3 separate regions of the Mus musculus genome follow, and all the other regions are linked to region 2. Evidence: chromatin loops called from intact Hi-C (ENCODE). Cell type or tissue: left cerebral cortex. All regions are shown on one strand. Region 1 has its middle 100 kb from the start of Gm35326. Region 2 has its middle 23 kb from the start of Gm40552. Region 3 holds the start of Flrt2 (fibronectin leucine rich transmembrane protein 2).

Region 1 (8,000 bases), 760 kb after region 2:
ACCACTGTTCAAATGTGAATGAACTAAGAGCAAAGGGAAGATTATTATGACTATGTTCTTGCCCCTTTAGCCTCCAGGAAAGGCAAATACCTTTCTGCAATGAAACCACTCCAAAATCACTCTCCTTCCGAATGTAGTTAGAATTAGGTGACAGGTGCCAAGAGTTAGGTGTCAAGTTCAAAAGCCTCTTCTTTCATTTTGTTAAAAATCATGCCGATTTATTGAATTGGAGCTGTCGGCAAGATTCAAATTACTTTTGTGAATCAAAGTAAGATTTTCTTCAGTTTTGGAATGTGCTCCACATTGAGACATGTATAAGATTTCTGATCCAACAACTCGATTTGTAAGATTGATTTCCCCTCTAGATTCTCATGTAGGCATGAAAATAGTTCTAAGAATATTTGCTGCAACACTTCTTGTAATAGGAAATATTAGGGGTAACATGAATGCCAATAGTGGGAAATATGATTTAATATACGATATTACCTCATTCAAAAAATACTGAAAGAAAACAAGGAGGCTATGTCTGTAAGCACACACTTGGAAAGATGCCTATGAAGTATTGTCGGAGTAAAACAAACAAACAAACAAACCAAGTATAGTAAAAACACAGTTTTACCTATGTAATCCACAGGCAACAAAGCAGGTATATAGAATTTTCACCATGGCAAACACTGAGTAGTAACTGAGAAAAGAACAACTTTTCTCTGCAGCACTGTATTATTTTCTCGTTGGAATAATGGATCCACTTTCTAATTTAAAAGAATGATGTCCCTTAGACCATTTTGTACAAACACACACACACACACACGGAGAGAGAGAGAGAGAGAGAGAGAGAGAGAGAGAGAGAGAGAGAGAGAGAGAGAGAGAGAGAGAGAGAGCATGCTCATGGATACATTAGTTACAATATTATGAACCTCTAAATATGCCAAAATTAGATAAAGAAAGAGGAAACATAATGCATATATTCTAGAAACTAAAAGTTTATACATAACAGGCAGGAGCTTCCCCAAATGCTAGATTGTTTGGAGAACTAAAGAAGCCCATACAAGTGCAATAGTCAGAATGAAAATCTTCCCCATAGGCTGTGGCATTTGCAAACTTGATCCCTAGTTGGTAGCACTGTTTTGGGAGGTTCGGGGGTTGTGATCCTGCTGGAGGAAATTCAACACTGGTGGAGGGTTTTGAGAGTTTAAAGACTTATGCCATTTCAAGTTTGCTGTCTCTGCTACCTGTTTGCAGTTCAAATATGAGCACTCAACTATGCTGCATCTGTTGCTTGCTGCTGTTTTTCTGCTGCGAACCTTATTCTGCTAGAACCATAAGCCCAAGTAAATTCTTTCTTCTTAACACTGCCTTGCCCATGGTATTTTATCACAGCAACAGAGAAGCAACAAGTAAACTCTGCTTGAACTACCCCCTGTACTTCAGTTGCTCCCTGGAAAACATCCAGTATTCTCAACCCTTTCTTGGATCTCTTACTTTCTTTTTACATTTACAGCAGCCAAGAGAATTATTCCCTAGGGCTTGGTGCTAAGTTCCTATAAATCCTTACATATTTAAACAGCAACTGCCACAGAACTAAATGTAAGCTCTATCATTGGAAAGCTCCAACCTGGAACTTCAAAATAACAAAAATTAGTTCCCAAGCTTGCCTTGTCCAATACGGAAGAAAGATAAAGATGGGGAATGGACAGCAGCTATTTAAGCACAGTCAGCTCTACTGTTTGATCATAATCAGCACATGCATGTTTACTCATGTTTCACTTAGTAAAGGTAGTAGTAATGCCATGCATCTATTTTATAAGTAGTCCCTGTATAGCTAAATACCCAACTATGCATACTCTCCCTAAAGATCTGATACAATGCATTATGTGTCAATTTATCTACTTGTCAGTATAATGTATTCCTTATCTAATTCATTCGACTTTGTGGAATTCTTACAGGGAAGAGGAATTACATTTTTCATGATATTGTTCCCAGTGCTGGGACTATGCCAGGAGTTCAGTGACTCTCCTACACAGACACAGACACACACACACACACACACACACACACACACACACACACACACACACAAACACACACACACACACACACACACACACAGTATAGTTGTCTAAAACAACTGGTGTTGTAACACTCATCATCTCTCCTTCCAGACAAAGAAAAGAGCAAGATGCCTACTGCCACATCCTCTCACCTTTGAGTGATGTTAGCATATCATGCAAATTGCTTGTACAACAACCACCACACCCTTTTTGCTTACTAAAAGAAACCCAGTATTGTTCAGCTAGTAACAGTAGCGTGCGCAAGGAAAACTCACCTTGAAGTAGAGTAAGAATTAGAACTACTCCTATAATACTAGCTGTTAACTTGGGAATGGTGATGTGACCCAATCCTGATCATTGCAACCTGGAAGGAAGTACTTTTAGGGAGACCCTTTTGTTCTTATAATACAAGGATAAAGAATGGGTAGAAGCTGACTAGAACACAGAGGTAACTGGGAGTCACAACTGGACAAGCTTAAAACCTCCCCTTGTGGTCTGACTCTGACTTTTAAAACCAATTTCTATCAGGTATTTTGCTGAAACTGAAGTTATACTAATAAGAAAATAATAATTTAAATTTCCATTACCTTGTCATGAGAGCTTCTTAGAAAATATCACGCTATTTTGCATCATTTGAATGCCTTTTAAAAATACACTTGAAAATGGAAGGACAGAGGAGAAACAAACAAAAATTTACAATGAATCTATTTCCTTACATGTTAGAGAAAATAATAGGTCCAAGATTATCTATCTTCCCAAACAGATACAAATGATAAAGTTGGGGCATGGGTAGGCGAGTGCATTCCTTAGCTTCAGAACCAGAACACCAAACAAGGTAGAAAGGCAGAGATAAATAAAGCAACTGAAAGATGGGAGCAGAGCCCATGCAGGCTTTGCAGGCCTTTTGACTGTGTGGATTTGCATGGGGTTGAAAGGAAGACTCCACAGGCTACCTGGCCTTTCTGCACAGAGGACTGATAAGTTAAGTTCCTATGAAAGGGACAGCCTCAAGGATGGCCACTATTGGGAGTTGAGTTTTACACAACTCCTATATCGCTCTGTCCAGAATGAACTAACGAATGCAACGGTAGTTTGCGAATTTATTTTCCGCAGATGAAATCGATATGTTTCTGGAAAGGACTTTACCCTGCGTTTATTCACTGGGGAGCATTTGTGTCCTGCTGGACAGATGGTAGATGCAGGAGCCACGGTCTGGAGCTGCAGAAGACAGCGATCTCTGCTGCCATCTTCTGATGAGAGGAGAAAGGAACAGAGAAAAGGAGGAATGGTGAAAAATAAAAAGGAAGAAATGCTTCGAAAACAGCCTTTCCCTGACAAGCCAGGATGCTCTAAAGGAAAGTCTGAAAGGAAGGCCTACTCCCTTTCCAAGTAGTAGAAACAAATTCTTCACTGAACCTCTGCCACACCAACCACACTCTGGTCTATCCTTTTCCATCCTATCTGGCTGGTCCAGTAATCACTCTCAGAATGACCCAATAGAACCCCGATGTAGACTCTCTGACACTTGAGAATATAGACCTCTCTGTGTAGTTTGTACTTTGACTCAAAGACCTGAAAGCTTCACTTTATTCCTTCCCATAGAGAAAAAGATTTTTGGCTCAGGTGCCCCAAAGAATAAAGGGGACTGGAGGGTATTTATACCTTACCCTCCTGACCTGGCTCCGAGCTGGTTTTTAATCCATTGAGAAGAGCAGGAAGATAAATCCCACCATTGAAGAAGCTCTTTAGAAAACCCTCTGAAGAAGTCAGCATAAGCCAGGGCTTATGGCCTATGCACGGCTAAGGGACTCCACAATCCAGTCCATTCAGACACAGGGCTTCCAGCTTTGTTGGCAATTCAGCAGGCAAAGAGTAATCACTAGCAGAAGACTGTCATAACTGGCATTTTGTACAAGTTGGAGAAGCAGGGGCTCAATATTAGCATGAGTAAGGAGAAGAAGAATGTAGAGATCTATTAAAAGAGACATTAATCCCCTCAACCACTTAGCAACTACACATTGAAAGCCAATGATACAGCAGGCAGTGAGCTAACTCATCTCTCTCTCTCTCTCTTTCTCTCTCTCTCTCTCTCTCTCTCTCTCTCTCTCTCTCTCCCTCACCTCTCTCTCTCTCCCTCCCTTTCTGCCCTTTCTGCCCTTTCTGTCTCTTTATGTCTCTGTCTCTCTGACTCTGTCTCTCTCTCCCTTTCTCTCTCTCTCACACACACATATACGCACACACACAAATATACTTACAAACATACGTGCACATACATATAAATACACACACCTGCATACACCTACATAAATAACCACATACACATGTGTGTATACATACATACAAATGTACACACACACGAGAGCTTGTCTCCGCAGAACTTCTATTCTAACAAAAGTATCATGTCATCCATTTGAATAAAAAAATAAACCAAGGAAGAAAGACAGATAGTATTTGCATGTGAGTCAAGGTGGTTATTTAGAGGGATTCATTGACATAGTGAGCCTTGAATAAAATTATTGCTTTATGTAAACTGAATGCTCCAAGACTGGGTTCCTCTATGCTTGTTATGTCTATGATTGGATTTGTCCACTTAACACTATATAGTTACCTTCCTTGATCTTTCTAACAGGTTTTCAACTTAAATGTGTTCAGATAGAGCATGTCTTGCTCTGAACTCACTCGGTAGGACAGTCAGATGATGGCTTCTGACCCTCCTGTTTCAGTCTCTGGGTAGCTTGGAATTATAGGGCTTCATCAGTCTCAGCTTTAATTGACATGCTGACAGGACCTTGAACTACTGGGTTGAGAATACAGAATAGAGAGGGAGGTGGGCAGAATAAGGGTGGTAAAGAAGCTATTGCCAAGATCTGTTCCAGAGATAAAGGTGACTAGCACAGCCCTCTAGGAGAGAAATGATACAGTAAGGATTGCTGGCATGTCTTTTGAGGAGACAGCAAAAGTTTACGGATCCTACCAAACGTGGAGTGGAAAGAAAGGAAAGGAGTCAAATATGTCTCTGATGGTTTTCATCTGTATGACTTAAAATTGTAGCTGATCATGAGAGCAACAAGAGGAACAGCTCTTTCTCCCTCAACCAGTGTGTGTGTGTGTGTGTGTGTGTGTTCATTTCAGGAATGGGAGCATGTAGATACTAGAAGCCCATTCTCACGCACAACATATCAGATGTCTTCTTGATAACCAAGTGGAGACACTGAGAACATAGACATTTATGTCAGGGGTATTCAGGAACAACATATGTTCAATGATGAATCTCAGATAAGCTAACTGAACGCCTGAGGAAGAGGAGGACACTTGGAGTCTAACATTTGAGGAAGAAATGCCCTTACAAATATCTCAGTGTAGTGGAACATGCTTTTAGTTCAGCACTTGGGAAGCAGTAACTGGGGGGATTCTGTGAATACATGGTCAGCCTAGTCTATATAACTCCGGAATGAAGGAGTTACAGAGACAAAGTTTGGAGCTGAGACGAAAGGATGGTCCATCTAGAGACTGCCATATCCAGGGATCCATCCCATAATTAGCCTCAAAACGATGACACCATTGCTACACTAGCAAGCGTTTGCTGAAAGGACCCTGATATAGCTGTCTCTTGTGAGACTAGGCCGGGGCCTAGCAAACACATAAGTGGATGCTCACAGTCAGCTATTGGATGGATCACAGGGCCCCCAATGGAGGAGCTAGAGAAAGTATCCAAGGAACTAAAGAGATCTGCAACCCTGTAGGTGCAACAACATTATGAACTAACCAGTACCCTGGAGCTCTTTACTCTAGCTGCATATGTATCAAAAGATGGCTTAGTCGGCCATCACTGGAAAGAGAGGCCCATTGGACTTGCAAACTTTATATGCCCCAATACAGGGGAACGCCAGGGCCAAAAAGTAGGAATGGGTGGGTAGGGGAGTGGGGGGTAGGGTATGGGGGACTTTTGGAATAGCATTGGAAATGTAATTGAGGAAAATACGTAATAAAAAATTTTTTAAAAAAAGAAGTTCTAGGATAAAGAACTAACTAGGGAGATCCTTTCTTGGAAAAAATCAATTAGTATATCATTAATCATGATGTGTCTCCAAATGTTCCCATAGGCCTGTGAGATCTAGCAATGTGCACCTCAAATCATATTGTTTGTTTCTCTTAATACACTTTTGCACACATGACCTTCCTTCTCTGAAAAAGGAAATAATCACAAAGGCTACAAGTTTTCACTTGTGAGAAAGGACTCCAGAGAATGTCCAGGTAAAGTTTCCTGTGACTCATTTTATTTCATTCTATGTTCTGGGTCTTTCTCATTGAATAATTGGTTGGAAAACCTACACCCATTTTCTTTTCTCATTACGTTCAAGCCATACAGCAGCCTTCCATGGCATGAATCACTTTGAATTTGTTCTCTAATTCCTACATTAACCCTGCTCTTGAGGAGTTCTGTAGTGTTGATCCTGATGTTTTAAGTGATGCCCAGGCAACTGTGAGAAAAAAAAAAAAAAAAAAAAAAAAAAAAAAACCAGCAGCTGGCCAGAGCTGATATTCCAGACTGTCTGCATTTGTTCTCCTTGCCGTAGGCATAAATTCCAATCAGTAACTGGACTGTTGCTCCCAGGAAATGCCCTGATTTGGTTCCTCTACGGTGTCATTAAACTACTTTGATATAATAATGTGTGGCTATTTTTTTTCAGTCATTTTCTTACACTCCTTTTGCCATTCAGAAATAAGTACAATCCACTGTTGTTGGCCGCTGTGCAGAGGCAAGATGTACCACATATCATTAGATATTCTGGCATTTGTGTAAAAATCCCCAAGCCTGAGAGAGAAGAGATGGCTGGAACATTGAAAGGCATGGTGAAAACAGAATGGGATAAAACTTTCATTGAAATTGAAATGTTGAGAGGTATTTGAGAAGTGTTTTTTTAAAAAAGATGTGCAGACAATGGGGATTTGCCCACTGCTTCCTGACATCAGGGGAAGAAAGCTATAGTTCTCAGAACAGTGTTCCGAACAGCATACCTTTGTGATGTCTATAAGCATACAGGGTGCTACTGGTATTACCACAATAAACTTCTGTGGAGAGAGTTACAGGGCTCTCCAAACGATAATAAAAACCACCCAGGGTAAGATTAAATGAACCCTAAGGAGAACCGCAGCAGATCTGCTGTGTTCCCTAGACCACTGAGAGAGGAGCTTTGTGTTACAGCTGAATATAACAAAGGAAAATAATCCCCACATACAATAGCCCTGTGGCCAGGGATCAAGGTTGGAACAAAATTCCTTGGTTTCAAACAGCTTTTTTTCCTATGACCTTGGGTTCACATAACAATGTCTTCCTCTCCACCTTACTCAGAACAAGATACTAGACGTTTGTCTGTTTTCCCACCACTCTAGCCCCAAAGCTTACCACACAGTCTGGTGGATGGTAGACAGATCCAAAATACTTGTTAAATAAGTGGTGCGGAATTAATGCATGGCAGGCACGCGTGTGCGCTCCGCCAATTTTATGTTGCTGCAAAAACTAAATGAAATAATACATGCAAAATCATTTGGCACACTCAACAGCCCGTCACAAATGTAAGCAGGCAGCATTATCATCCCCACCTTGATTTTTACCCTCCACTGTTGGGAGTGAAAATTGATTACCTATTAAGTGCTGAGTGAGAAGGTTAACCTTAATAATTTCATTTGGCTTGTGTACAGAAAGCTCTGTTCCTGCCATACCTTGAATAATCACTGGCAGATACTGCAGATGCCAGCTCCCCCCTTCTCCCCATTCCAGCTGGTAGGGCCAAATTCTTCCTGTGATATATTCGATCCGAGATCCCACCATGATGTGTCTGATCAAGAAAATGTCAAGCTAAAGGAGAGGAGGGTTTTGAGCAGTGCCTTTTCTCCAAAGTCCTTGCTGACTGTGTTGTTTTGAGTTAGCATAGTTATGCAATCCGT
Region 2 (8,000 bases):
CCACTATGACCTCCCCCTATGCTGTGGCATCAAGCCTCCACAGGACCAAGGGCCTCCTCTCCCATTGATGTCAGATAAGGCCATCCTCTGATACATACATATCTGGAGCCATGGAACATCCATGTATACATTTTTGTTAGTGGTTTAGTCCCTGGGAGCTCTGGGAGGTCCAGATAGTTGATATTGTTCTTTCTATGGAGTTGTAATCCCCTTATCCTTCTTTAGTCCTTCCCCTAACTCTCCCATTGGGGTTCCCGGGGTCCTTCCGATGGTTAGCTGTATCTGCATCTGTAAGGGTCAAGCACTAGTAGAACCTCTCAGGGAACAGCCATACAAGGCGCCTATCAACAAGTGCTTCTTGGTATCAGCAAAAGTGTGGGAGTTTGGTGTGTGCAGATGAGATGGATCCCTAGGTGAAGTGGTCTCTGGCTGGCCTTTCCTTCAGTCTCTGTTCCATTTTTGTCCCTGTCTTTTCTTTGGACAGGAATGTTTGTGGTAGATATTCATTCTAATATTTTAGTAGTGTTGCTCATGTCTGGTGATTCTGAGGATCCTGTTAATATGTTGTGATAGTTACCTGTTAATATGTTATTATAGTTACATCTGAACTTTGGAGAAGACACATTAATCCCACAACAATCTATTTTTATGTTGGACTTAAGAGAATACATAATCACCCCTGCGAGGTCAAGGGCAAAGAGACTAGGTGCTTCATCCCTGACCCTCTTCCTCCAAGGTGAGGTTAATCCAGACGGAAGAACCAAGATTGCACTTTAGGCTTATATTCACAGTAAAAAAAGAAATAATTTTTCTTGCAAAAGGAATCTATTTTTGAAAGCAGTTTCTTTAGTACCTCGTACACTAGGTGTAGGCACTTGGTGCATGCTTTGGACTGAGAATGGATAGAAATTCTTTCCCCTTTGTGCCAGTATTTCACAAATCTGTAGATGCTATCTCCACCTTTCACCTATAAAGTCTGGAAAGGCAGAGGTTTGGGTGAAGCTTAAGATGGCCATCCATGCCAACTATCCCCTCTTTGAAGTTCACAATTCTCACCATGGGCAACTCCCTCTTTAAAGAATTACTCTTTTACCCCCAATTCTCCTCCTTTGTGTTTTGCTATCAGTATATATATAAAATGTTTGTGTGCAATTAGGTATTCCTATTCTTATAAAAGGATTGATTTTTCAAAAGCATGGAATGTACTAGAGCTCGTTCCAATATCACACCGTGTATTATACTGTGTAAAAGAGAAAGTGAGAGATGATGTCATTAAAAAGAAAGAGAGAGTGATGTCATTGCTGTTTCTGAGTCTATCATCCTTCTCCTATATCCTTAGTCCTTTCTTTGTTAAACTATTCCAAATTAAAAAGAGAAAAATTCATTATTGGTTTGGTTGAAGTGCCTGTCATCTATCCAACATAGGACAGTTAAAGAAAGTTGACTTGAGTAACGGGGCCTCATATGTTCAGGAAATTCAGTGGATTTTTTTTTTTGCCATCTTCCTTGTTGGAGAAATAATTAAAGGTAGAAGAGCATACGCTCATCAATCCACCTATTTGATGAAGATGTCAGTGGTAAACTGTGGCACATAAGAATGTAAATAGAGACATCTTTCACTCCAAAGGGCCTCAGCCCTCATGACAGCTGCCACGACATCAGTATTCCTTCTTTCTGATGGAATATTTAATTTATAGTAAGTACATTCATTTTTATATGGTACAGATTTCAAATTTGACAAATTGATGCACACAGAGGCTTCTTTGTGTGCTTGTAATTTCAGTGCTTGAGGGAGACTAATGTAGCCCTTGTTAGAAATCTCAGCATTAGAAGTCCTAACTAGGTGGGGTCAACTTGGAAAGAATTATCTCCATTCCTTTTTTCTTACACTCCTGCATAAAATCAAACTCAGTTGTTCTAGAGATCTGTTACATTCAAGAATTTCAAATTGCAAGGATACACTTAAGGAGAGTTTATTCCAATCGGCTCTTATACATCCAATCTTTCTGTGGCTCGTGACCCATGCAAGAGAGCAACCTTTGTGTCCTAGTCACTGGTAGTGTCTTCTATGAACTGTTAGATGACTGTGAGATATAAACGCAAAAAAAATGTACAACACAGCTTTCATACAAGTCACGTGTGCACAAGCTTCTCCAGCCTGAAGCTACTGTGAAAGTTGAGGCTAAGTGGAGTCCACATCCCCGCCTACCACAAGCTATCCTCAGACTGTCTAAGGATGCAGACTTCTCTAAGGATGGGATCTGGGGCACTCCCTGTCTTGTTTATGAGAACTGATACTGCAATGAGCCGTGTCTCAAAACACCAGAGTAAGTTCTGACAGGACACGTATTTATCTTCTGCCAGGTTTATGGTGAGGACATTTTAAAACTTGGCTTCTGAAAACCGCAGCTGAATATACGGCATGAGATGGAGTGAGGTAACATGTTCTGAACAAGAGGAAATTATCTTCAAGTCATGAAGCCGTACACTATACACAATCGTGTTTATACAGACACATCCACGCATATGCTGATGACATAAATTCCTTTCTTTTACTTTCTTTTGAGTGCTAGCAAGGGATTTTGTCAATATTTTAAAGACATTCTTTGCCTTTTCAAATTGTATTTTCAAAATACATAAACCACAATGCTATCCTGTAAAGACAAAATTGGAATATTATTCTTTTTTTCTATATCTCATCTTTCTACAGCTTTCACACTCTATATTCATCTTAACAAACACAAGCACATCCTATATATTTTGCAGTAAAGTGTGATGCCACACAGTGAAAGGTGTCTTGCTGTTACCTGAGGATGGCAATTGGGTCCATTTATTTCCCATTAGTTCTGGTTCTCTTACTATCTTAGATCCCGAGGAAGATGCTGCTATGTACGGATGAAGTCATTGTTCTATTCACAGCTGAACAAATTGTCTTCCTTGCTGGTGCTGATTTCTTTAACAATCTTTGCAACTTGTCAAGGACAAGGAGGGTCAAGAATAGCTTTCCCATTTTAAGCTACATGACAAAACAGCACAAAGTGTCCCATTTCAGCAAGTCTGCATGAAGTTTATTCTTGTCATCGGTGCAATCAAACCAAATCTGTTCACCAGTGCTCAAATGTATTAGTGTTCTACTCCTTTATAATTCAGGAATTAGAGAGCCATCTACTGGTCTCCTCTTTCTAGCTGACTTTTTAAAACAGCTAGGCAGCCATCCCAAATTAGTGATCTCTTTCACTGTACTTTGAGAAAGACAGTGATATTGTCCCTTTCTAAATATGAAGAGTAAAATAGGAATAGAATTATATCTTGTGCAAGTTGAAGAAAACAGAAAATATAGAGTATAGGTAAAATAAAATGATGATTTCAATATGGCAAATCTGCCATATAATTAGGGACTTTGTTTTGTTGTAGACAGTAATAAACAGAAATAACAAAAAAGCATTAAACACTGGGTAGAGCATTGAGATGACTATGGGGGTAAAGTTGCTTACTTCTATGTCTCATTTAAGTTCAATTTCAAGAATCCACGTGCTAGAAGGAAAGAGGCAATTCTTTCATTTTTGTCCTCTGTCTTCCATGTGTGCACTTAGGCACACACATAGACGTATGCATACATACACATGTATAAACACATGCATATATGTCCAAATCAATAAATAATTAAAGAATGGAGATGAATGCTATTTAAAAACACTAGGTGAACAGTTTTGGCAGCAAAGAAATTATTTGGGACTTGGAGAAGGGGGCTCTGAACATAAATGTTGCATAAATGTCTTGTTCAAAAGATCTGTTAGCTCAGAGCAGTGGCTTCTGGCATAGAAGAATGCAAAGGTAATGTATAGCCTCTGTAAGGCTGGCTTTTGCCATTTATTAGTCAGTAATAATCATACTGTTTCTCTTTTTCTGAGGGTAACATGACACAGTAGGTACTTAGTATCCAGTAAATAGGTTGAGTATCTGTTAGTTTTAATAGGATTATCACTCTGTTGGAAATTTAATGATAGTTGCTCCAGGAAGTCAAGCTTATTTTTTGTTTTTTAGATCCATTTCTGCTTAAGTAGACTGATGTCAAGGCAAAGGAGCAAAATTCACTGCAAAGGTTTTTGAAGCACACCCACGTACTTAAGAAATCTTCACCACTTGCAATAGATGTGCAAATATGTTTACATCGTTTGATTCCTTTCTTTTCTCAATTGAGCAGTAAAACATGAAATTCATCCATGAAATGAATCAGTAAAAAATTGATGTGAGAGGCTTGACAATGTGGATTTTTTAAAATTATACCTCCGTTGCAGCACCCCACCTCTCTCTTCTCCTCTCAGTCCCATCCTCACAAGTACCTCCCCTCACTACACCCTCTTTCCCTTGGGAAGCGCTCCTTGGGTACCACCCTGCCCTGGAAAAACAAGTCCCAGCAGGACCAAGAACATTCTTCTCCATTGAGGTTTGACCAGGCAGGCCAGGATCCAAAGGCAGGCAACAGAGTCAGAGACAGCCCCCTGCTCCAAATGTAAAGAGACCCACCTGCAGACCAAACTGCACTTCGGCTATAAATATGTAGGGAGCCTAGGTCCAGCCCCTGCATACTTTTTGGTTGGTTCAGTCTCTGTGATTCCCCCATGGGTCCAGAGTAGTTGGCTCTGTAGGTCTTCCTGTATTGTCCTTGACCCCTCTGGCTCACTCACTCCTTTCAGTCACTCTTCCACGAGACTCCTTAGACTGATGTTTGGCTGTGGTCCCCGCATCTAAACTACTGGTGAAAGCCTCTCAGGAGACAATTATGCTAGGTTCCTACCTGCAAGCATAGCAGAGCATTATTCAAAATTGTACAGACTGACGAAGTACAAGGTGTTATTCTGGAATGACTTGACATAAGTAAGTCATGCTAATGAACACATCCATAGCCACACCAATGAAGTCTTTGTTTAGGATGGTTAAGAATATCAAGGCTCTATTCCCTTGGCTGTCTTCAGGTATTGGGTAGGTGTTTGTAGGCACTTCCCACATATGGTACACAAACATACTTGGCTTATTTCACTTAAAGTAAAAATCTTCAAGAGCCATCCACATTGTCACCAATCCCTTTATTAAGACTAAAAAGTGGTGTTAGAGAAAGGGTCCAGTGGTTAAGAACACCAGCTGACCTGCAAGAAAACTTATTTTGTGAACCCAGCACCTGGTGGCTAAGAATCACTCCAGTTCCAGAGGACCTGAACACTCTATTTTAGCCTCTGTGAGCATTGCCCACGCACAGTACACAGACATACAGCAGGAAAAACATTCATAAAATAAAAATATTTAATTAATTCTTAGACTGTGAAGTGCTCTGTTCTTTTATATCTGTGCATTCGTTGCCACATGCTTAGACAGACTCCATATGTAGATCAATGTGACTCTGTAATGCACATGAGAACCCAGACACAATTTCAGCATTCTGCCTTACTTTCCTTTAGATACAAACACGACAGTGAAATTGCTTAATCATATATTAGCTTTAGCCTCAATGCTTTCTAAAATAGCTTCCAATTTACCTTCCCACCCACAATGTACAAGTTCCCCTTTACTCTGCCTTCTTGCCAACAATTGCTAGCTTTTGTCTTAGGATAATAATCACTCTAGCAAATAGCTCATTGTGGTTTTAATTTGTATTACCCAGTTGATTAGTAATGTTGAATATCTGTGTGTTCTTTAGAGAAATATCTGTTCAGATTGTTTTCTGTATCTCATCCAGATTGCTTGTTTTCTTAAAAATGAGGTGAGTTCCTGACACAATTGGGGTGTCAACCCCTTGTCAGCCCTTTCAAATATCTTCTGCAAGTTTACATACTATTTACTCTTCTGATTCTTTCTGTTGGTGTGCACAAGTGTTTTAATTAGAAGCCACTATATTTGCCTTTTTCACTTGCTTGTCTCTGTTTCAAGTTCACTGAATGAATGCCAAAACTAATATCAAAGTTACTTTTGTTCTACATGTTTTCACAGTAAGTTTGTAGTTTTCCATCTTGACATAAGGTTGATTAATGTATTGTACAATGGCTTTTGTACATGATGAGAGAGTAGGGTAAAAATTCATTCTTCTGCATCATGAGGATATAAGATCAGTTGTCTAATAAATAGTAGATTATCTCTGAGATTTACACTTTATTCAATTGAGTGGGCTGTTTTTATTAGTGTAAATGTGTGTATGCATGTGTATCCTGTGAGATTTTGAACATATATATATATATATATATGAATATATGTTTGAATATACATGTATTAGTCTGCCAGTATGTTATGTATGTATGTATGTATGTATGTATGTATGTATGTACGTGACTATGTATGTATGTATGTGTATATGTGAAATTGAGAAACAATGGTGTGTGTGTCTATATTCTTGCTTTTATGTGCAGATCTTTACATGTGTATGTGAACTTATATTTATTTGTCAATTTGTGTACAATTCTGCCTGTAGAGGGTATATGTGTATGCATTTATGTGAACTTGTATGTATATTCAGGTGTATGCATACTTATGTGTGTAAGTGTTTATATACTGTACTGTGATAAATTTATGCATATTACATGAGAATTTGTGCTTGGATGCTTGTTTGTACTTGTGTGCCTGTGTGCCTGTGTTGTTTTGGGTGTTTATATGTGTGTTTCTTTGAGTGCATTTATCTGCTTGCCCACATGTGAGCATGTTTATTCATATGAATGGCAGTATATATGCTGTGACTATAGGTGCCTATAGGTACATATACATGTGTGTGTTCGTGCCTGAGGAAGTGTGTCTATATGTGGATATATGTGTACATATGTATTTTGTGTATCTGTATGTATTCTTGTTCATATATAACTTATGTGTGTGCATGTGAAACTATGCGAGTTTCTTTATGAGTCTGTTGTACCTAGTTGAGTATTTACATATAAATGCATGTGTATGCATCTATGTATATGCGTTTATTGAAGACATGTTCTTATTTGTGCCTAAATGCATATGTATGTTTTTTTATGTAAGCATATGTGACCGTGTGTGACTGTGCATTTATGTATGTACCTTAATGTGTATGTGTATGCATGCTTGTGTGTTCACATTCATATTTATATGTGTATATGATTGTGTGTATATGTGTTTACATGTGTGTACATTTATGTTTGTATATTTATACATGTATGTGTACCTCTGATATTGCATCTTTTATATTTATGTATTTATATGTGTGTTTGTATATGTATGTGCCTATGTATTTCTATGTATATATGCATTGGTGTATGTTTTTTGGAATGTCTATTTTTTCATGAATGTGTACAGCTATGGATATGTGTATCTTTGCATATGTATATGTGCATGTATATAAGTGTATTTGATCAAATATGCATGTGTGTGTAAGATTATGTATGTGTTTATTGTGTGTGTATATTTGCTTCAGTGCATATAGGTATCTGTAGGTGTTCTTGTGAATATGCAAATATTCATGCATGGACATAAATTTTTCTATTTGCATGTTTATCCAAATAGCATGATGCATTGATTGCTGTGGGTTTTATAGATTTTTAAATAAAATAAATCAAGTTCTCTAGTTCTATTTTTCGTAGTATCTCTTATTGATCTCTTTTATGATACCACATGATGTTTAAATTTGTTTTTCATCTCTGTAAATAAAAGTCAGTGACATTTGAATAAAAATTGTATCTAATATGTAGAAAAATTCAGATAGTACATATATATTAGTGATATTAGCAAGGTTGCCTTTTAATGTGTACCTTCTTCAATTTATTTCATCAATATTTTAGTGTTCACTGCATAATGACCTTTGGAAATGCCAGAAAGTTTTAATTGTGACATCGGCCACTTATCGTCGGGTTATGAGAAAATTATTCAATTTCTCCTTTTTAAAACAACAAACCTATTAGGAAAGGTATCTGTGCTGAAAGTGGCAATTACAAATACTGAGTGAAATGCTGCTATGCAGAGGGATGAAAATACACCCAGTGAGGCAAGAAGGATGAACA
Region 3 (8,000 bases), 1.5 Mb before region 2:
CTGAAGAATAGAGCCTGAGAAAAACAGTTGTACGTTTGTGCTCAGATCACAGTGTCTGGGCTCATTTGACAGAGAAAGCTACAGCAGAAGAGAACAGTTTTCTCAGGCCTGAGTTTCTTTTCTGGGTCAACAAGACGGGTTCTCTGCTTATTCAATTAACTTTCTGGAAGTTCTGAATGTATAGGCAAAGCTGTTCACTAAACCCAAGCCGGAATTTGTTCATTATATAATTAACCTGTTCCAAGGGAGCTGAGGAGACATTGTTAGTCAAATCGCCCTTAAAACTAACCTGATATATATCAAGCCCTGCTCCCCTATTTTTAATTTTTGCATTTGTATTCTTTTTTCCCCCTCTCTATGTTTATTCCACTCATGCCTTTCTCTTTAGGCTCGTTTACCCAATCACATACCAACTTCGTTCTTGTCTCTTTTCCACCCGGTCTTCAGGTGTTTTACTCTTTCTTATTTAACTGATGTCATTTAGTTGACACCAGCTTCTGATGGGTAGGAGGGAGGCCACTCTCCTTGCGGTTTCATTTAAATTTGGCAGGAGTGGGTGGGTCCCCTTCTCCATTCCTCTCGCACTGCACTTGAAACTCTGTTAAGAGTTAGAGCTTGATCAGAGATTTCTAAGTCTTCAAAGCGCAGCTGGGCAAGGAAATTATATGAGAGGCGGGGGACACAGAAGTAAAGGAATAAAAGCCAACTTTGCTGGCAACTTCAATAAATCCGGTAACTGGAGGTTAAAAAAAAAATAGATTGTGAGGGCTGGGTCTGGTCCGGATGAAACGTTAGGTTCCTTCCCATCTCCGAGTCTCTCTCGGAAAGCGCGCCACTGGCACCTTGCCACCCAAGTGCCCCTAGACAGCCACACGCCCACTGGAACTGCACGTGAACAAAGCTTTTGCCCGGAAAGCCAGCGTCTGTGGTTTCTCAGCGCAATCTAGCTTCTATCCGGAGTGTAGGGTGAACACAGGGTTAAGCCAGTTCCCTCCTCGATGGGAGGGAAAGGAGTGGGAGGTGAGCAAAGCTTTCTGTCTTGCCGGGTACCTTGCAGTTAGTTGTACATTTGAAAGCAGTCGCCATCACTTGTGAGTTTGGCGTCATCCATTGTCACCACCAAGGAATGTGCGCTGGGAGATAACACCAAGGGCAGTGCTTCTCAAACACGCAGAGAGCTCTTTCTCTCTCTGCTTCCAGGTGCGCTCTTATCTGGTCCTCTGTCCCAAGTTTCCAGAACGTGGAGGCAGCAGCGCAGAACCGGTCACCGCGTCCACTGAACCTCAGGACCAGACTGGCAGTTCTCAACGATGGGCAGGAGGGACCTCGGCGGCGACCCCTAAAACAATACCATGCCCGGGGAGTCCCTCTACTGCCGCTCTAGCTTCTTCCCTTTCCACCTCCCGGACCCGGTTGGATTCGGATGAGCTAAGGAGACAAGGCTGCCAGGTAAAAGGATTGCTGTGCCAGGTGAAATTTCTAGTGACTGCCCTAGCTTTCTTTACATGGCCACCACATTATTTGGACCCCCACTCCCTTTTGAACAAGTGGTGGGTGGTCACTAGGTGGGTGTTCTATGTTTTGTCTTTTTATCCGCAAAGAAAATGGGATTCTTTTTCTATCTACCCCGACTACTTGGGGACCCGGTGTGTATGTGTGTGTGTGTGTGGGGGGGGGGGGGGCTGCGCCTTCTACATTCAAGTCGATTCCAAGTCCTCTAGGGAGTTTTGTAACCGAGTTGTGGGTAAAATCGCTCATTTGCTACCTGCCAAAAGCATCGATCCTAAATGGAGTTTTCCAAATCCCCTAAGCTTAGAACAGCCTTTCATTTCCTTAGAATGCTTCTCTTAAGTCCGGTAAGTAACAACCCTCCATACCCATCTGGGTTGAATGCAAGAAGTGTTATTATCAAGCCTCAGTATCTCAAGCCCCTACCTGCCCTATGCCCGAAATCCGGGATCAATTCCCCACTAAATTGGGGATGCTAGTTCGTTTTCTTTCCAATCGCTCGTGATTTTTACAAGCCAAGGACCTTTCCTGCCCTGCTGTTGCACCAGAACTGGTAGTTCCATAGCTGGTGTAATTGTGCTTTCCTTACTGGTCAGGGATGGAAAAGTCCCCAGGAGATCCCGATACTGGGGAGTCCACTTTCCCTGCGTCCAGTGCCTGGGCTGCGGAGATAGGTCCTTCTATGCCCTCAGGCGCTGAATGCAGATACCCAGAGTAGTAAGGGGGACGGACCTATCCAGCTGCCCTAGAGCCTCCACTAGACTCTGGCCTCCTGGAAAAAGCCCTCCTCTGAGCTGAACAGCCCAGGGCTCTTACTGGAGTTTTGAGAGCTAGTGTGGTCACTTTTTCTTGTAATCTCTTCCATGATTAAGAAGCCCAGCTAGCTAAGTCTGTCTTGGAAGGGCTGGTCCCACACTTGCTATTTGGATAAATCATGTGGCCTGCCAGGCGCCTTGGGCGACCAGGGGCAGTTGTTCCTGAAGGCTATCAACATCACCACTCTTATCTTGGCACTTTACTTCGGAAGCTTCCAAGATGACTCTCACTATCTGTTCTCAAATTAAAGTCTCCATTGGAGCTCCATTCTCTCCTGGTTATTTGTAGGTTACACTTTGAGTTTGGAGAAAAGACAGACGAGGGTATGTCTATGTGTTTTCTAGCCTCCTTTGTATATATAAAGCACGGGGAAGGGTGGCAAGCTCTCTTGAACCCCAGTGGTGTGTGCCAATGTGAGAGAATGCCCGAGTCGCGGCGGGTTTGGGTGGATCCCTGTGTGGCTTGGGAGACAAATCGGGCGTTTCTCCAAGTCGCCTTACCAGGGTTTAAGAGCTCAAATCCATGAAGGTAGCAGACACAACAGCACTGCAAGGAAATAAAAACAATTGGGGAAGTGCTGCCAAGTGACTCAGACTTTGAACTGAGGACAAGGAGTGCGGTCTCGCTCGGGGGTTCCTCCGGAAACCATCTCCAGCGCGTTATAGCCAACGCCCCTGCCAAAGTTCTCAGCCCCCGGAGCAGAGGACATCTCTAGGGAGTTGGTCCAGGCCAGCTTTCAAGTTGTAAATCGCTTTTCCCGGGGCCCTACCCACGGTGCGCCTCTACAGCCTAACGCTAGGCGACGGCTTGCTCCCCCTCCCCCTTCTGTTAGTATTCCGCCGGTCTCCAGACTAGTTAAAACAGGACCACAACTTGCTGGAGACACGGGGACAGCAATGAATGGGGGAGCAAACCAGGCCACCATCCCCTTGCCAAAAGGGGGTGGGGGTGGATCAAATAAAGAGTCATGTCTCCCATTTCTTAGATTACCCTTTAACCTTTGCAAAGAGACTCGCAAGTGAGAAAGCTGTATCAATTGGACGTCCTAACTGTAGAGCTGGTTAGTCTTTGAAGCGGTCATTGTCAGTTGTCTATTGTAATTTATGGAGACAACTCATCTACGGAACATCTCTCTTTCCAGGAGCAGGCAGGGTAATGGGGGAAAGTAGATGTGTCTAAATATGATGCCACACTCTAATTTCTACAGTTAAAGTTTATGGAAGAAAGCTTGCTGAGTGGACCTTTGATAGACTGGGGGTGCAGCACATCCCCAATGTTGCCGGCGAGTGAAATAACGCCATTTTGGTTTGAGAGACTTGCTATATTTTTACCCTCTCATGTTACGTTTCGATCATTTCTGAGTCTAATAGCTCCTCTGGTGTAGACATACATCCAGAGGACTAGAGAAAGGATTTTTCATCTTTCAGAGAAGCTCCGGGTGTGTAGGGAGGACGCTTGAGGAAGCTTAGAGAGAGGGAGAGGAGCAGCGCTGGGTCAAGTTGGCATCCCTGGCAAAGCGGGGTGCACTTAACTCTCTCCAGGGAGGACAGGGTTAAAAGCCCCATCTGACTTCTCTTGGAAAGCTTAGAGTTGCTGCGGCTCCTCCCAAGCATTCTTTAAACCAGAGAAGTGGGAGGGACTCCGCAAGGGTGGGAGGGGAGGAGGGGAGCTGAGAAAGAGGGCTCCAAGAGGGGAGCGCGCCAGAACACGAGGGACCGAGGGAGAGGAGGGGCGCCCGAGGAGCCCAGCCGACTCCGCGAATTCATTACAGTAAACATTTCCCAAGAGGGAGGGGGTGTCAGGTGAGGGTGGGGGTGGAGACCTCGCTCCCAGCCTACATTAGCTGACCCGGTCGGATCAAGGCTGCAGTGTGGCTGGAGCAGCCTCCAGCCCCGCGCCCCGCAGACGCTGCACTTGGAGTCAGCCGCGCGCCCGCCCCCGCGCAGCCCGAACTGCACGCCCGGCTGCGCGTGGTCCGCGCCTTCTCTGCGACCGAGCTGGTTCCCCAAACCGACCCGCGTAGCCCTGGGTCTCTCGGCAGTCCGGGACTCGCTCGGACGCTCTTCACCGCCCTCTTAGATCGCCCTACTTTTGTCGGGGCGCCAGGCGGAGAGGGTGAGACTGAGGAGGGAAGACCGGAGCTGCGGCAGCAGACCGAGCCTAGAGAAAGTGGCATGCCCGACCCCTGGAGGCGGAGGTGTCGGAGGACGGGGGAAGAGGATGCCGCGGCTCCGTAGGGGACGTAGGCGACAGCAAGCGAGGCGAGCAGGGAGCTGGGGCGCCGGCAGGCTGCCGGGGGGCGCGCACCGCTCTGAAGCTCCAGCCTTTGCCTCCCGGGGCTCCGACGCAGCGGGAGACCGAGCTCGGTTCCAGCCACCGCCGCCGCCACCTGGAGGACCTAGCAAAAGTTTGGATCTTGGGGAGGAGGGCGCTGTGCTGAGAGGAATTACCAGCGGGGCTGGAAGGAGACCTGAAAATCCTTAGCAGGTAAACGCGCAGCCTTAACCGTGTCTCCCACTCTGGGCTTCCTTTCCTCGGAGAGCAGAGTTTTAGCTACATTTGACTCAAAGTAAGACCGAGGCCAAGTTCAAGGTCCCGGGGATGGGTATCCAGCGCAGGCAGTTGAACAGTCCTGTTAGCTGGGTGTGGGAGTGTGAGTGTGTGGCGGCGGCGGCGGGGTGGGGGGGTGGGGGAAGTGGGGGGGGGGAGGAGGTGGGTGTCTTGGTGTTTCTTCTTGCCAGATAGGCAGCTGTGCGAGAGTCGACCCCCTTCTCCCCCAGGAGTTCAGGAGAACCGTGGGCCCCAGCTGGTGTCTGATTTTGTATAGTTTGGAAATTTGGAATGTGTAGCCAGGGACTTTTAACTGCGCTTGAATCCAGAGAGGAGCTTGACGGATTTCAGTCACCTCCATCCTCCCCCCAACCCTCAGTTTTATTTCGGAAAAGAAGCTCACTCTACCTTGCCCCTTGCCCGCTTCTCTGAGCTCTCCCTGGATCTCTGATTTGGAGAAGGGAAGCAAAGTGGAAAATTGTCTTTCCCTGCATCCACATCCTCGGAGTCTTCCCTACTTTCTTTAACCTTCTTGTGTCATGAAAGCATGAACGATAAAATTCACATTTTCACTGAAGGGCAAAATAAAACGTGCTAGCCATTGGTAGTTTAAAATTACTCTGTGTGAGTATGGTAGCGGAATGAGTAGGGGGAGAGGGGATCTGGATATGTCCATAGTGCTGCCTGAGGTTACTGATGTTGTAGACAGCAGCCCCTTCCCCCCTTTTGGCCTGATGCTCAGTGATGTGGGGGAAGTGAGAATGGCCTCATGTGTGCAAGGAGGCTAGGGTACCAGAGGGAAGAGGCTCACACATTCTGAACAGCAGCCCTATGGTTTTCAGCTAATAAAATAGCTACTGCTCACTCCCAGGGCAAAGCGGATTCAGCACTACCATCACCCCCCACTCCCCCGTAAGGCCCTATAGAGTTTTGACACATCTCTTGGGGCCCTGCTCTCATCTTTATTATGATGATCACTATTAATTCTCCTGGAAACTCTTAGTACTTTCCCTGAATGAAAATCATCTCTCTGAGAGCTTCTGATTAGTTCTAATAGAGGGAATCTCCTATAAAGCTAACAGTAAACTAATCAAGCAAGCGCAAGGCGCAAATCCCTGTAAATGCTCCTACAGGAGTGCAAAGTGCTGATCAGATTTCTTTACATGCTGTGTCTGCTGTGCAAAACCTCTTCTAAATGGGAGCCATTGCTCCCCCATTCAGCCGGGAGTCTACTTAATCACGCCGGGTTCCAGGACCCTTAGAGCATGTCCACTAGCTTACAGGATTATTGCTAAATTTATTATGTCTAACTCCCCCCAGCCCAAAGCTAATATGAAGGATGCCTTCCATACCGGAGTGGGATTCTGTCTTAGTTCTACCTGGCATGACCTTATTAAATCTGCCAAGAAGTATCCACCCCCTCCCCCCAAACATTCTAAGGTAAATAGAATGCAGGGTTGGCATTTATACAAGCACTGTGTGATTGTTGCTGAATGAATATAAAATTCTAGGAAGGGATCTGAAATGTTAGAACTGGATTGTGTCTTATCTGCAAGGATATTTGCCAGATGCATGTAGCCGGCTGGCCACCATATTAGAGGAGAATTCATCTTTGGGGAATGTGCACACCCAGAAAAGTTGCCCATTCTTATGGTGTGTTATTGCCGCTGAATGTGGACAACTTTTCTCTCCTCATCTGTATTTTTTTGTGAAGCCTGAGAAGTAATCAAAGCAAGATAGGATCTAACCGTTTCAGGGTCTTTACTAATGACTGTTGACAGTGCGGCGCCCCACGCTCATGTGAAGTTGTAAATATCTGTGGCAGAAGGACAGACGTTGAGAGATGTGATTTCAATCGCTATCCTATGTGTCTGATAGTAGGGCCATGGAACTGTACAGAGAACTGGACCCGCTGTGCTCTAGCAGAACCTCATATGCTATTATAGAACACGATTACATACCTTGCACAGAAGGAATGCTAGTTTTTTTTTCATTTTGTTCGTGTTGTTGTTTTGTTTTGTAAAGGGGCCCATATCTTAATACTTAGGAGGTTTCACTGCAAGTTCTCTGGGGTTGCTTTCAGGAAAATAAATTAGGTTCCAAAAGATGTCATGCTGGCCTTCTCTGGAGTCCTTAGAGGAGTCTGTCCCGTTTCTTTCTGTGTGCAGGGTCTGGGTTGAAGTGATCATATCTGAGTGTGAACGCATGGTTCTCATTTGAACCTCCTCTGATGTCCTTTACCTTTATTCTGGCCTGCTAGATAGCTTGACTTAGGATTTAAACCAACCTTCCTAAATCGGTGATTCAGTTCCCCAGTGTGAGGCTGTGGTTTTAAGGATGGCCACATCCAGAAGTCTTATTCTGTAGAGGCCCCGCTGGAGCATCTCATCTAGTTTGAGCCTTCAGTGCTACACTTTTCTAAGGACGAATGTTTGCTCCTAGGATCAGCAGTGCCCAGGGTTCTAAATAAATGCATGCAAGGAAAGAGTGAGGGTGCTCCAGAGACTGGTGCTCAGAGACTGGTGCTCAGAGACCTTGGCTCTCTCTTTAGAACATTCCAGTAAGTCAAGGTGAAGAGCTTTCTTTCTGTTTGGGTCATGCGTTCTTTCTGGCTAATCACCTTTTGGTATCTTTAATTTTAATTCAAGTTCATTTCTTTCCACTGGATTGCTTTAATAACTTTGTGGTTTCTGCCACACTGATTCAAATTCAGTCCATTAGTGACCTCTATCTGTGAGAAGTGAACACTCATTGTTTTTCTTTCTTCTCATCAGGATCTGCAGACAGATGATGTGTGCCTGGGGACCTACCAGCTCCATAGATCTTTCTGAATATTTCATATTTTTTTCTAATTCCATTTTTTTTCTAATACAGAGTTCAGGATGGTTAATGATATTTAATAACAGTAATAAAATGTTATCAGTGAATCGAGTCAGTCCTACTAAATGGTTATTCTGTAAAGCACTGACAATATGATCAAAATAAATTAAATCCAAGCAATGTAAACTGCCTGAAAGAATTGTGCACTCAAGGTGACTGTTGTCTTAAGACCGCTGCTGCATGTCTGTGAAATTTTATTGCCCCTAAGTGCTTACATAATAGGGGAAACTTGAGACGGGCCCAGA

The links. Hi-C counts contacts between places; a loop is a spot of excess contacts. Peaks named below come from ENCODE experiments on the same cell type or tissue, not always from the same donor. Only the 100,000 strongest peaks of a DNase experiment are listed, where the experiment ranks them.
Region 1: it touches region 2 in a loop (2.4-fold over the local background); 2 of 42 quality-filtered maps call a loop at or near these places.
Region 3: it touches region 2 in a loop (9-fold over the local background); 6 of 42 quality-filtered maps call a loop at or near these places.

Annotation. Positions count from the first base shown.
Region 1 is chr12:97,971,040-97,979,039 of GRCm38, forward strand. No RefSeq gene overlaps it. Among named protein-coding and RNA genes, the nearest start is that of Gm35326, 100 kb to the left of the region's middle. In left cerebral cortex, a CTCF peak has its summit at 3,304 (motif pointing left); a DNase peak (open chromatin) is centred at 3,260.
Region 2 is chr12:97,215,566-97,223,565 of GRCm38, forward strand. No RefSeq gene overlaps it. Among named protein-coding and RNA genes, the nearest start is that of Gm40552, 23 kb to the right of the region's middle. In left cerebral cortex, a CTCF peak has its summit at 3,182 (motif pointing left); DNase peaks (open chromatin) are centred at 2,271 and 3,024; H3K4me3 peaks cover 240 bases; H3K27ac peaks cover 1,490 bases.
Region 3 is chr12:95,691,167-95,699,166 of GRCm38, forward strand. It overlaps Flrt2 (fibronectin leucine rich transmembrane protein 2), which reads left to right and starts at 1,060. Exons shown (of 2, transcript NM_201518.4): 1 at 1,060-1,449. In left cerebral cortex, CTCF peaks have their summits at 3,124, 4,535, 4,735 (motif pointing left) and 7,610; DNase peaks (open chromatin) are centred at 1,029, 1,900, 2,220, 2,784 and 12 more places; H3K4me3 peaks cover 8,000 bases; H3K27ac peaks cover 7,810 bases.